Regions from separate parts of the Homo sapiens genome. Here region 1 is linked to region 2. The links are chromatin contacts, found by Hi-C or POLR2A ChIA-PET in ENCODE. All regions are on one chromosome and are shown on one strand. The core of a region is the stretch at or near the end of the contact, and the rest is flanking DNA. Distances in the headings are between cores, read along the strand shown.

Region 1 (7,081 bases), core at 2,734-5,233, 66 kb after region 2:
CACTGTAAAACCAGAGTTAAATGCATTTCTACAAATATATGAGATGCTCCAGCAGAATACGTAATCATTCCAGGTGAATGCAGTAGATTTTTTAAAAAGATTAAAAAGTAGATAGGCAAAGTACAAGACTGAATTGAAAAGGAACCCTTTGAATTTGAGTTTCGAAAAATGGGTAGGACTTGAAGTTCAGGTTAAATGCAGCTAAAAATAGAAGGTGAAGCCCTTAGTAGAAACTGAAGACTGTATGTGCCATTCATGTTTATATGTGGCTGGATGTGATGAAATGTTTTAATAGTATATCTTTTTAGAAGCCACCTCTGCCTAAACAAGAAAGGATTATTTATGTTTTGTATATGTTCAGAATACTGTTGGAAGATTTCTTAGTCATAATTTTATTTCATTGCTTTCTCCCTGTTTTTTGCGTACATACCTCCTTTTTTCTTTTAAAATTAATTGGACCAGAGGTTAGTCAAAGGACCTGACCAGCTGTTTAACGTGTATTTTGTGCAGGGCTGTTCAAAGTAGAGCAGGTCTTAAGGTACAACTTTCACTCCTCATAGTTATGTTCTTCCTTATAATCTTTTAACATAGGAAAGGATCATTATTTTGTTAGTTTGGAAACAATACATTAAACTTTGCCTTCAGTAACTTCTCAGATCATTAAGGTGGTGTTTTTTCCCCTCCTTTGGCATTCATCGTCTTAATGTCAGTAGTTTCTTGAGACATTTTATACCCTAACAGGTCATAAGAGTGTATTGCCATGTGACATACTTCTCATTAATGTATAGTTTAATTTCTGCCTTATAACTGAAAAATGGCCACATGCTAGAATTCCAGTCACCAGGAGCATCAAGGAGCTCCCTCTCTGATGTTTTCAGCTTTTGTAAGCCTGTACTGCACAGTTCCTAAAGCTGCTTTTGAACTGTGTCTTTAGTTGTAGCATGTCACCTTACACTTAACTATTGTTAGGGCATCTTTTTATTTAATTTCTAATTAGCATAATGACTTGAGCTGTGTTATTCACTGTTCCATGGTGAAGTTGTCATAGGGAGAGAAGAAATAAAAATGTTCAGTTTCAGCTTTACTTGTGAATGGAGCGAGGTTTGAAGAAAGCTTTTTATGGCCATTGTTCAGCAGAATGAAAATCTCATTAGAAACCCCAGAAATCCCATGCAGCTTTGGGTTGGATTTTAATAACATTTTGGAATGTTGATATTGTATATCACTAATTTCTGTGATTTCACTGTAGATCAGCAACATAGGGAGGCAGTCTTCCAAAGTTAATTTATGACTTTTAATCTAAATTCATTTACAGTTTTCTTTTCAACAATGTTAAGTACCCAGGGAGAGAATTAAATTTTACTTTAAAAAAATACATTTCTTCTAGTAACTGATTTGATCTTCATGTAAGATATACTAAATTCATTGGAAACTGCTTAAACAGAAATACCATGATATGTATTTATTGAACTAATGACTTAGTTTAGTTGCCATTAAAATGTCACTCACCTTATCTACAGGTTTGTATTTTTTTTTTTTTTTTTTAGAATGGAAAAGCATAAAATTAGATGGGCAACATTTTCTTCCTTGTCAGAAGAGCTTGAATCCTGATGTCTTTTTAAGTGAAGAGTGTTTATATATAATTTTCTTGTAGCTTTTGTTTATTATAAAAATAATTATTGCATATAGTGATCACTTATCTAAGAAGATAAGTATGATTTATATAGACAGTATATTTTTATGGTCAGAAAGTAAATTTGATGTGAGCTACATATGATTAGACAGTAAAACTTTTTTCCAAAGAAATATAGAATGGAGAACATTTAATCATTATTTCCCCTTCTTAGAGTAGAGGCTGTTCAGATAATTCATATTCTGTAAGTAGGAGATCCTGTTTTTAAGACTTTACTAAATTTAATTTCAAAGTAATAATCTCTTATAAATGCTTCCTTGGTGGTTAAGACTTATTAATGAAGCAAAAGTATGGACTTCATGGAAGTTTTCAGCCTAACGTTTTAAATCTCTTCATTATTATTTATCTTTGTTTTGTTATAAATTAAAGATACTGGCATGGTTAACTTTTGGCATTTTGAGTTACTTGCCAGATATTTGTTGATTGTGCAAATAGTTAAGAAATAAATATTTTAATTGGGCATCCACCATGTATTATGTCACATTTTCTTTTTAAATCATATGCTTAAGAATACTTAAAGGAGTATGACTTGCTTTTTAGTTTGAATCTTGATCTAACAGCATTGGTTCTGGATGGAGATGTAATTCTAGAGATAAAAATTATTTCTGTTGTGTAGATTTGGATTCTAAATGTAATAATTATTTTAAAGTGGATCTTGTCTGCTAAATGTATAGCTTTTATTTCTATAACAAATTCTTACCTTAGAATTCCAACTTTTGTCAGTTTTGAAAATTAGTTTATTGTGGACTTGAGAGCATCTGTTCTTAATCTCGTGTTTTGCAAACACGTTTTAAGGGAAGACAGCATAAATCTGTGATAGTGAAAATCATTTGTACTTCCCCTCCCTCGCTTTTGCTTAAATATACAATTAACTTATAACCACCTCAGTGTGAAAGAATGGATGTTAAGTAGCTTAAGAGGTATTTATTAAGGGAAAATATTTTTATTGGCAGTTCCCTTAAGTCATATTTGTTTTGTAACTAAATAGTGCTTGCAACAGAATTATCTATCATAGGGAGGGAAAGCTCCAACTCTTGAAAACTTTTCAATACTTTTTCTATATTGGTAGTTAATGAGAATTCTTAAGATAGGAAATAGACTGGTTATGACTGGTAATATGATATTGCTAATGTAATACAAATTATGCTTTAAAAAAGCCAGGTGAGGAATTCAGGATTTGGAAGAATATGACATACATATACATTTAACTAAAGAAAGGAGATTTTCTTTAAAGAGAAGATGTGCAACCACAATCAATCCTGTAAGTTAGTCCTTAATCCTGTACTAGCCAGTTTTTAGTATTAAATGGTCTGATTTAACACAAATGAACTTTTGTCAATGGTTTTATTTAGAAATAGCATTACTTCCTACTTTTAAGGAGGATTTTAATAGCTAATAAAAATTCGTTGTTCTGATAAGAACTTGAAAGACATCCTTACTCCCATATAATTGAGTATTTTGCTCTTCATTCAACACCTCAGCCCTTTTGGTTTGCTTAAAAAATGATACAAATTTTGTGGGAGAATAAATATAACTTAAATATTGCTGTAAATGTGTTGTATAATCATATTTTAGCCTGGTATTATTGGTTCTTCTGTGTATGAAATACTTTTAAACATTCAAAATATTCAATTTAAAAGTTTCTGGATAGGTGAGTGGTAGAGATCCATCAGGTACTTACTTGGTTGTGGAATATTTGTGTTCTTGATGCCATGACATTTTAAAGTTGTATTAATCCCTTTATTTTTCTGTTTGAGATGATTCAGTTTGGGAGGTTTTATTATCAGATCTAACAGAAGAAACGTAAGTGTTGTACCACAGGTCATCTAATTTTCAAACCATGTTGGTTAGTTAAACTGACTTTGGTGTATAATTATGTACCCGGTAGTCAGAGGAGTTCAAGTCGATTGCAATTCAACTCTGTGATTGTGCCACCAGTTAGGTTAACATCAGCAGTGAAGGGCCTTCATTGTGTTAAATTTTTAAATTCCGTTAAGATTATTTAAACATAGAAGGAGATAGGTTTGTGAAGCAAATTTCTAAAGCAGTATTAAGCAAAGAGAATCTTTTCTTCCTCTTCTTTTAGATATATCACATACATGTGTATTTTGATTAAAAGGAAAAAAATTTAATGCTTATAGTATAATGCGCATACTTATTTCTTATTTTTAGAATTTATTAAAACTAATAAAATTTGTTTGGAAATCTCAAAAGATCTTTAGTAGTATACCTGCAACCTCAGCAGTCCCTTTTTATCCATACAGATTCTCTGCCTATTGTGGCCGTTTGCTCTAATTTAAATTTCCCATGGCTTTCGGTTGCAGACTTGGTTTTCTGCAAGAGTGCCCATGCTTACATGGTCATATATTCTTGGTGACTTTTCCACTTTTTCTTTTTTGTTATTTTGTTGATTGCTAAAGAAAAAGGGGAATTTTTTTTTTTAAATTTGTTTCTTTGTTTTGATCTTTCTTCCTTAGCCCATCTATTTGTGTGTTCTTTGTTTTGCAGATTGGAAAGAATTATTGTGTGGTACTTAGATCCATGGGGACTAGCAGGGGAAAACTAATTTTGTTCTTGGTTTTGTTTTCTTAATAACAGAAGCAATTTAATTTTTGAGCCATTGAGAAGCTGAAAAGATATGTTAGTGTTATGCATGAAATTGATGGGAAATTATTAATCCTGAAAATTTGTATTCATGGTCACTTTACTGTTGGAATAAAAATGTTATTTTATAGTGTAACCAAGTTAATACTAGAAATACTAATTAACAGTAAGTGGTACTGTTATAAATCTTTAATTTAAATATTATTGTATATTAAGTAGTTGTTTACAAGAAATCTGTTGTAATCTGATAATGTGATTTCTCTTACATTCAATTTTGTGGTCCACAGTGTGTATATATTCAAATAAGCATATGAACATGCCTTTGACGGTGGACACATTTTTACTTTGACCAGATCTTAAGAGTTTGCTTTTTCTTGGCAAAACTTGCATACTTTCAAATGTGAGGAATTTTGTTTTATAACATAACTTTGTACTGCTGAATTTAAGTCCTTGAAGTGCTATGGCAATTTAGTTATTGTTAGAAGTCAAAAGTAGAGGTCTCTGTTCCCAACATCTCCCCAAAATATTTTTTCATTAATATTCACAGGCTTTAAAATATCAAATTATTGTGATCAAAGCTACTTCTGTTTTACAGTTGTTTTGTGAGGCTGGTGTCATACAGTAACATTTAACTGAATTTTGTATTTGCTAAATTAACATAAAATAATAAAGAGATCCTTTTTACCATTTAAAAAATTCTAATAATTTCCTAATCAGGAAAAATGATGTTATGATATACTGTAAATAGGCTAAAAAAAACCTTGTAATGTTGATACATAGGGAAAAGAGTAATTTTGATAATTAATAATTTTAGATTTTTTTCCTTTGATTGTACCTCATGGTTGTGAGGTGTCTAAAATGCTCTTTCTGCATATCTGTTAAGGACTTTGGGAATTGGGGTAAGGGCAAGCCTTCTTTCTGTGTCTGTTAATTACAGGTTTTTTCTTGTGGATGTAGTGCTCTTAGAATATGAAACTGATTTATAGAATTTGTAATTACCAAGAAATAAATAGCATCATTGAATTTTGTTTTCTTTATTTTTGCTATTATTTTCTAGTTACTGTGCTTCACATTTTGATTTCTATCAAATGACTTCTCAAAAAGCAATTTCTTTTAAATCAGTGAGTTTCAAACTAAGAAGAAAATGTATCCTGATAGTCTAATTAGCTGTTGTTTGTCCATGCCAATTAAAATAATCTTTTGAATTTCTAGTCTTTGATTATAGTTATATAGGCTTCATGAGTTTGTAAAACTATTCCTCCTTTTAAAGTATTTTAAAAGGTGTATTGTAATTTTATAATTGATATTCATATGTAATTATTGAGAAACTTGAATAACCTAAAATATATTTCTAGTATTCAGCACATCAAATCAAGGTATAACCTGTGATATAAAAGTGGTCCAACAGAAGTATACAGCTTTAAAAATAACAAGGAATTAATTCTGTTAGCATGTTTTACTAGCAAATGTTCGTGGAAAATGTTATTAATTCTTAAAGCTCAGTGCCTGGGTTTTATTGTGTGTGGCCTTACTAGGAGAACACTGTAGAGCCGAACTTGAAATTTATTAAGGAAAGAAGAAACTGGTGAAGTGCTTTTATGCTGTTAAAAAAACTTCACAGACAATTGTCAGACAATTTTTTTTTTAAAGGTCATGATTGCTTGATGCCTTTTCCAGTCTTTATTTGAAACTCTCGTTTTGTAGGATTTCTTTTTTGTTCTTCCTCTTCCTTTTTTCTTTTGGCAGTGGGTGGAAGATTCTTTTAAAACTGAATGGCTAAACCTGTATGGTAACTATTGAAGTATGATCGAAATACTTTTATTCATGATTTTTTTAGGCCAAAAAATGCTATGAAGGTAAGCCAATGATGGTAAAATTACATTGTGTTGCGTGGAAACTGTTTTAGCTTTAGCGTTTTCTGTTCAGAAAAGTAGGCTCTGCATTAGAGTTTTAAATTGGGATTTGTTTGTGAAATATTTTGTAATTCTCATATTGCTGATTGCCTTTATGTCTCGGTGTTCTAGTAGATAGTTCGTAGTTCCTGAAAAATAATATTCTGTGTATGAAAGAAAATAGGAGGTGAGAACAGAATGAGAATTGGGAAAGAAAACCCCCTACCCAAAATGCCGCCACCTAACAGGTGGAAATATCTATGCCATTACAGATTTTCAAAACGTAGAGTGCTTGAACTCTTTTTTTCTAAGAGATTACTTCAAATTTGACAGATTTCACAAAATTTTGTTATGATAAATATTAAAATTTTAACTCTTATTTTTATCCTAAATTTAAGCCCTTACAAATTAAGAAAAGAGTGCCTCGAGGCTGATTGCTAATGTTCAATTAAGTTATGTGTTCAGTGAAGTAATTTTTTGATTATGATATTTTGATTTTATTAATATGTAAACTAAAAATTATAAAAGGATTATGAGTACAGAAATTAAATTATGTGAAATTAATTTTGATATTTTGCGGCAGACAGTTTAGAATTAAAATATCCTTGGTGTGTAATAATTTTATTTCTTGTAAGGACATCTGTTGGCTTTCAGTATTCAGAAAATTTAGACTTTTTAATTTTAAATGTTGACGTAAATTAACGGGAGCCATACTTTAAATTGAAAGAACTTAAGGGAAATACATAAAATATGCTAGTGATTGGCTTACTTACATTTTCAGTGATTAGACTTTGTGAAATAAGAGTAAGGCCTAGCATTTTATTTTATTTAAGAAAATATACTTAATTTAAAAGTACTAATACAAGAATGAGAGAAATCTGGTCAAGTATAG
Region 2 (6,816 bases), core at 4,258-6,757:
CCTGCAGTACCAGTTACACAGGAGGCTGAGGCAGGAGAATCACTAGAACCTGGGAGCTGGAGGTTCCAGTGAGCCGAGATTGCACCACTGCACTCCAGCCTGGGCAGGCGACAGAGGGAGACTCTGTCTCAAAAAAAAAAAAAAAGAAAGAAAGAAAGAAAGAAAGAAAGAAAGAAAGAAATGCAGAACTATATTCTGTCTATGTGACATGCACTTTATGTAAAGACAAGTTGAAAGTAAAAGGATCAAAAACAATGTACTATGCAAATAGTTACAAAGGCTGCAGAGACTATACTAATATCAGATAAAGTAGATGTCAAGAAGACAGTATTACAAAGATAAAGAAGGACTTTTCTTAACGAAAAATGATTCATCCATGTAAGTGTATGTTTTTAATAACAACTTCAAAATAGCTGAAGCAAAAATGGTCTCAAATAAATTGAGAAACATGTAAGTTTTCCATTATGGTTGTGCCACATGTTATTTAATCTATTCCTGATTGATGGACATTTAATTTGTTTCTGATTTTTTTTTTACTATTGCCACAATGAATATATTTGTGCATGTGTACATATATCTATATCTATATCTATCTATACTTATGTAGTAGTGTCTACTTAGGAAAGATTCCTAGAATGGATTTGCTGGGTCAAAGGTCATTGTGTCATTTGATTAACATTTTATCAAAATCGTATTTTGATTCAGTACAGCCAAATTCTTCTTCTAAAAGACTTCATCAATTTACCCTCCTACCAACAGTGTATGAGTGTACATTTCTTTTGTTGTTGTTCTAACACTGTTTTCCCATCGCTCCTCGGCTAGAAATCAAAATTTCTCGCATGCATTCAAAGCCCCACAGTCTGGCCCCTCCTTATGTCGCCAGGCCCTCCAGTGCTCCTACTCCCCTCTACTCTCGTCTCCAGCCCCAGTGACATTTCAGTCTCTATTGATTTGCTCCAGGACCTTTGCACCTGCTGTTTCCTCTGCCTGAAATACTTTACCCTTGATGCTTCTTTCAGTTTATTCCTACTTATCCTTCAGATATCATGTCCCGACTTTGTAGAAGCCTTCTCTAACCTTCCTGAATAAGTCAATATCTCCATTGTAGTTTCTCACAGAGCCTCTCATATATAGCATTTATCTAAGATACAATTTTGCATTTGTTTTATTTATTTATTTATTTATTTATTTGTTTGAATACTTTTTTGTAGAGACATGGTCCCTATGTTTATGAGGCTAGTCTCAATCTCTTGGCCTTAAGCAATCCTCCTGGCTCAGCCTCCCACAAGTGAGCCACCATGCCTGGCCTGCACTGGTTTTCTTTCCTTCTTTCTTTTATTTTTGAGACAGGGTCTCACTCTGTTGCCCAGGCTGGAGTGCAGTGGCATGATCATAGCTTACTGCAGCCTGGACTTCCTGGGCTCAGGTGATTCTCCTGCCTCAGCCACCCAAGTAGATGGGAATACAAGTGCCCATGAGCAGGCCCAGCTAATGTTTTGTATTTTTTGGTAGAGATGAGGATTTGCCATATTGCCCAGGCTGATCTCAAACTCCTGGGCTCAAGGGATCCTCCTGCCTCGGCCTCCCAAATTGCTGGGATTACAGGTATGAGCCACCCTGCCCGGCCGTTCACTAACTGAGCTTTCTTACCAGTCTGGAGCTTTCTTTGGCTAATATTCAGATAGGTAGATTCTCTCTGTGCCAAGAAACCAACATAGATGATAATAAAACCTCTCTCACTATTTCCACGCAGCTGAGCGTAGGCACAGAAAAGAGAAAGTTCCAGGGGGTAAGTTCTGAGAGCAACGGCATAGCACAATGAGAAAAAAGCCATTCTCTGGAGGGAGACATCAAACATTCTGAAGAAACTGTGTGGCAGTTCCAGGATTTTAACAGATCTGTCCATAGCAAGTAAGAACAGGGATTGCTAGAGCCATGCAGATAGAGTTGTTGAAGACTGTACAGGAAACAGGAAGTTTGAGGTATTGGGGATAGGGAGACAGAAACTTCTGCAATTAATAGGTGTGATATAAGAAATACAACACCCATATGCAGACTCGTCAGTCAACCATAGAAGAATATCAGATCCCGAAGGGAGGCAGAGGAAGAGGATATCACAGAGACAGTCCTTTTAAAGCCCCATATTGCTAATGGTTTCACCAGTTGAGTAAGAAACAATGGATAATAATGGTTGAAACACAAAGTATCACGTCTATAGTTTATCATATATAATTGTGCTTAAGTTGACTGTAGTCAACTGTGGCTCACATGACAGAATGATCTTAGTTATTTTCAATTAGTTTCTTTTGTGGTTAATCTAAAGTCCCAAGTAAAATAATTCATGGTAGCATTGCCGCAAAGACATGTCGAAACTGAAAACTGTAGACATAATTCCCGGGTCCGGGACGGGCAGCTGAAGAGAGCAGCCCCTCTATAGATGACACCTAAATAAGCCCTGTTTGAGCATGCGTGATCCTTCATGTCTCATAATCTGTGGATCCAGGGCTCATGGACATTTAAAAGAAAGGCATGCCTTTTTAGGCAGCTTCTCCACATGTTACTGATGACATGCTTCAAGATTTCTTGTGCAGAATCTGATGATTCTTAAATTAGAATCCCAATAGTTTTGCCAGTCAGTATTCATTATATAGTCACTTAGAGCTAAGCCTTGAGGAATAAAATTCCAACTAGGAATAATAATAAAAAACGGGAATGGTGCCCTTGCAATACTAGTTCCTTATCCCTAGGATTTTATTGTAATGAGAATATTATCATGTATGTAGTTTAATTTATAATATATATTTTTAAATTTCATTATTTCATAAGGAAAGGCGGTCTCCAAGAAAAATTAAAAGCCATCTCTATGAATTTCCACATTTTCAAGAACGATTTCATAGGCTGGTTGAAAATTGTGTGCTCTCTCCATCACTTTGCAATTTGAAGAACTGCAAAATCATGAATAATACAAAAGGATGTTAAACTTTTCAACAAATCCAGATGGGTACCAATGTCATTGAGAATTCCTGAGAATCACCTTGATTGCTGCTTCAGACCTAGGAGCCTGAATTGAATATCACTTACCAGTTGGAAGCTATTGGCTTAAGTGACAACAGTTTCTACAATAACATTGGTATCTATATTGTTTACTTTTAAAATTGTACAGACACTAAGTTTGTGCAAATAAAAAACATCCAAACTTTAACATTCAGTCACTTCCCTTGCTAGCCTTCTATTTCTTCTCCCTTATCATTTAGACGTTGGTGCAAATAGAAAGAGTGATGGATTGTGAAATGTAGGCCAGTTTTTTCTTTTGAGACGGAGTTTCGATCTTGTTGCCCAGGCTGGAGTGCAGTGGCACAATCTCGGCTCACTGCAACCTCCACCTCCTGGGTTCAAGCGATTCTCCTGCCTTAGCCTCCCCAGTAGCTGGGATTACAGGCGTGTGCCACCACACCTGGCTAATTTTTGTGTTTTTAGTAGAGACAGGGTTTCACCTTGTTGGGCAGGCTGGTCTCAAACTCCTGATCTCAGGTGATCCACCCTCCTAGGCCTCCCAAAGTGCTGGGATTATAGGTGTGAGCCACCACACCCGGCCTGCAGGCCAGTTTTAACACTAACCTTTGCTGGGGCCTTGCAAATCTCTTCATTTTGCATCTTAGTTGTCCCTTCTGCAAAATGAGAGAGTTGGACTAGATGTCCCTTTCAGCCATGATTCTAGGGCTTCCATTGTTCCACACAGTCACTGGATGAAGAGACACTGCCAATGCAAAGACTGAGCCGCCATGAGAACTCATGTTATGTCTTGCAACTCTTGAGGCTGGGTATAATGTAGGCCTAAAGTCTTTACTTCCAATCTTAGGTAGCAGGGAAATGTGTCCATTTGTGGGTTATGCTGCTCATCATACGTCTAATCCCCGTCTCCCCACACCATGCTAGTCCTGGATATTCAGAGTCAGGGCTTGTTTGTCAACACAGAAGACTCGCACACTTGTGATGCTTTTGCTTATCCTGTTCCTTTGCCAGAAGATCCCCCTGCTTCTCTACCTAGCAAACTCTCATTCATTCTTTTAATTTTGTCTTTTAATTTTATATTTTGACATAATTTCACATTTGGAGAAAAATTGCAAAATCTGTACAAAGAATCCTCATATACCTTTACGCAGATCCCCAAAATGTTAACTTTTTACCACACTCCTCTGTCTCTCTCTCCCTCTAGCTCCCAGAATTTTTTTTCTGAGCCACTTAAGCATCAGTTTCAGACATGATGCCCCTTTACTCCAGGTAGTTCAGTGTGCTCGACCTGAAAAATAAAACCAAGACATTCTCTTACATAACCACAATGTAAATATAAAAATTGGGGAAATAATGTTAATGCAGTACTGTCCTCTAACCTAGATCTGGATGTTGCCAATTGTTCCTTTAATGCGGTACAGTTCCTCGGTCTTTCTTTGCATTTCCTGCCACTGACAGTTTTGAAGAGATAAGTCCAGTATTTTTAGAGTGTACCTCATGGTTATATTCAAGTTACGCACTTTTGATGTGAATGCCATAGAAGTAATGTGCTGTTTTTCTCAATGAATCACATCTCACTTTTTAAAGTGAAAGTCATTCTTCAATCTCCTCCATTCCTACTCCCCTCCTAAGAGGTAAATAACCACTGTTAACGATTGGTATTCATCTAGTATTTTGTCTATGCACTTATATACACACATATCTATACACAGGCACACTTGTACCCTTTAAAAACATAATAAAATGAGAACACTATATCCTTACTGCTCTGCAATTTACCTTTTTTCATTTAAGTGTACGTCTTTGGCAATCTTTCCATGTCAGTGCATGCAGATTCCCTTTATTCTTTTAAAAATGGCATATATATATGTATATATATGCCACATATGTGTATATATATATACACACACATATATATACATATATATACATATATATACATATGCCACATATGTGTGTGCATATATATATATATATATATATATATATACACATATATATATATATATATTTTTTTTTTTCCCCTAGAGACTGCCTCTGGCTATGTTGCCCAGGCTTGTCTCAAACTCCTGGGCTCAGGCAATCTGCCCTCCTCAGCCTCCCAAAGTGTTAGGATTACAGGTGTGAGCCACTGTGCCCAGCCAAACGTGGCATAATATTTTTAAATGGTATAAATGTGTTCTTGTTTAGTTTGTTCCCTACTAATGAATATTTCCATTTTTTCTATCACAATGTTTGTACACACATTTAAGAACATACCTCATTTATAATTGTGATAGATGCTATTAAATAGCTCTCCTAACACACTTTTCCAGTTTGTATTCTCATCTACTGTGCATGAGATAATTTGCATTTTTCTGACTGTTAGTGATGCAGAGCACCTATTCACGGCCTTTGGGTTTCCTGTTCTGTGAATTGCCTGTTAGTGGTCTTTGCTGTGAGAATGCTGAATTGTCCGTCTTTGTCTGACTACTTATTTCTCCAGGCCTCACTCATTTCTGTTCCTCTGCAGAGGCTTCTCCACGTCCCCTAATCAGCCACTACCCCCTCCTCTGCTGTCCCACAACACTGTTCACACCGTGCCCAGGCCTTCATTTACCAACCATTCCATAAAAAATCTACTCATTCCAAAAGTGTCCACTGTGAGCCTTCTCTGTGCTTGGCCTTGGGCTAGGTGCTGGGTGGAGAGACATGAGCCAGTCATCATAGACTCCATGCTAAAGTTCAGTTTTGATATGCAGCTTTGAGCATAGAAAAGAGCATGAGTTTTAGATCTAGACATAACTTGAGTTGAATTCCAGCTTCACCACTTCCCAGCTGTGTAATTCAGAGCAAGTCACTTGATTACTCCAAGTCTCCATTTCCATACTAGTGAGGTGAGGCTAATCCCTCCCTAAGAGAGTCACTTGAAGCTGGACAAGAGACAATATATCTGAAGTGGTTAGCAAGGGCCTGTTACACAGTAGGCTTGCAGTAAATGAATGGTAGTTGAAAGGCAACTGTTAAGAGGTCAAAATCAGTTAGTTCTCAGAGGTTCTAGGAGCCACCAATAAACTGGAAAATAAAAAGGAAGGAGGTAGCTCCTCTCTTTGCAATGCAAAGGATATGGATGAGTGCCGCTTGCCCAGATCCTGCTACAGAATATCTTTCCTGCTCTCTGCAGCAGATTTCTGCTTTGTCCTGGCCCCTCATCCCAATTCAGCTGCGCATTGTTGTCCTACTACCACTGCCGTGGGAAGAACAGGTGCTTCCCTTCTCAAATAAATGTTGGTCTCTTTAGAAAATACTCTGTAAGAAAGACTTCAGGATATTTGTGCATGCTGTCACCCATGATTTCAAGAAGTAGGGGCTGGGCACTGTGGTTCACACTGAGGCGGGAGGACTGCTTGAGACAGGAATTCAAGACCAGCCTGGTTAACACGGCGAGATCCCATCTCTACAAAATGTTTATAGTTTTAAATTAGCCAGGTGCAGTGTGGTGATGCACGCCTGTAGTCCCAGCTTCCTGGGAGGCTCAGGTGGGAAGATCTCTTGAGCCCAGGAGGTTGAGGTGCCAGTGAGCTGTGTTTACACCACTGCACTCCAGCCTGAGTGACAGAGTGAGATACTGTGTCGAAAAAAAAAAAAAAAAGAAAAGAAAAGAAAAGAAAAAAAGGAGAAATGGGGAGTAGAGACAGCTTCAATTAGAAAGAGAAATGCTGTGTATGTGGAGAGAGGCTGAGGTGGAAAGTTTCCCTGAAGACCCAAAACTGCCGCAGAGTAGGGTGAGTGGGTATATGTTAGAAGGACAGGGAGAAGGGCTTT

Evidence for each region. A loop is a pair of places that touch in the nucleus more often than their neighbours do. ChIA-PET counts read pairs that join two places held with the same protein, here RNA polymerase II (POLR2A). Pooled maps may share reads with other maps.
Region 1: POLR2A ChIA-PET joins it to region 2 with 12 read pairs in OCI-LY7. The contact joins two enhancer-like sites. A Hi-C loop is called at or near these places in 6 of 168 maps with a recorded cell type or tissue (CD4-positive, alpha-beta memory T cell, CD8-positive, alpha-beta T cell, GM12878 and 2 more) and 12 of 50 pooled maps. POLR2A ChIA-PET finds 5 or more read pairs at or near these places in 18 of 52 experiments (B cell, CD4-positive, alpha-beta T cell, CD4-positive, alpha-beta memory T cell and 14 more).

The regions. Positions count from the first base shown.
Region 1 is chr9:37,137,173-37,144,253 of GRCh38, forward strand. The region is part of intron 2 of ZCCHC7 (zinc finger CCHC-type containing 7); the gene reads left to right. Among named protein-coding and RNA genes, the nearest start is that of ZCCHC7, 20 kb to the left of the region's middle. Within about 2 kb of position 3,984, at least 2 of the 41 ENCODE cell types and tissues checked have a DNase peak (open chromatin) inside an H3K27ac peak, as active enhancers do; they include B cell and OCI-LY7, where a contact is called at or near this core.
Region 2 is chr9:37,069,568-37,076,383 of GRCh38, forward strand. No RefSeq gene overlaps it. Among named protein-coding and RNA genes, the nearest start is that of PAX5, 39 kb to the left of the region's middle. Within about 2 kb of position 5,508, at least 3 of the 41 ENCODE cell types and tissues checked have a DNase peak (open chromatin) inside an H3K27ac peak, as active enhancers do; they include B cell and OCI-LY7, where a contact is called at or near this core.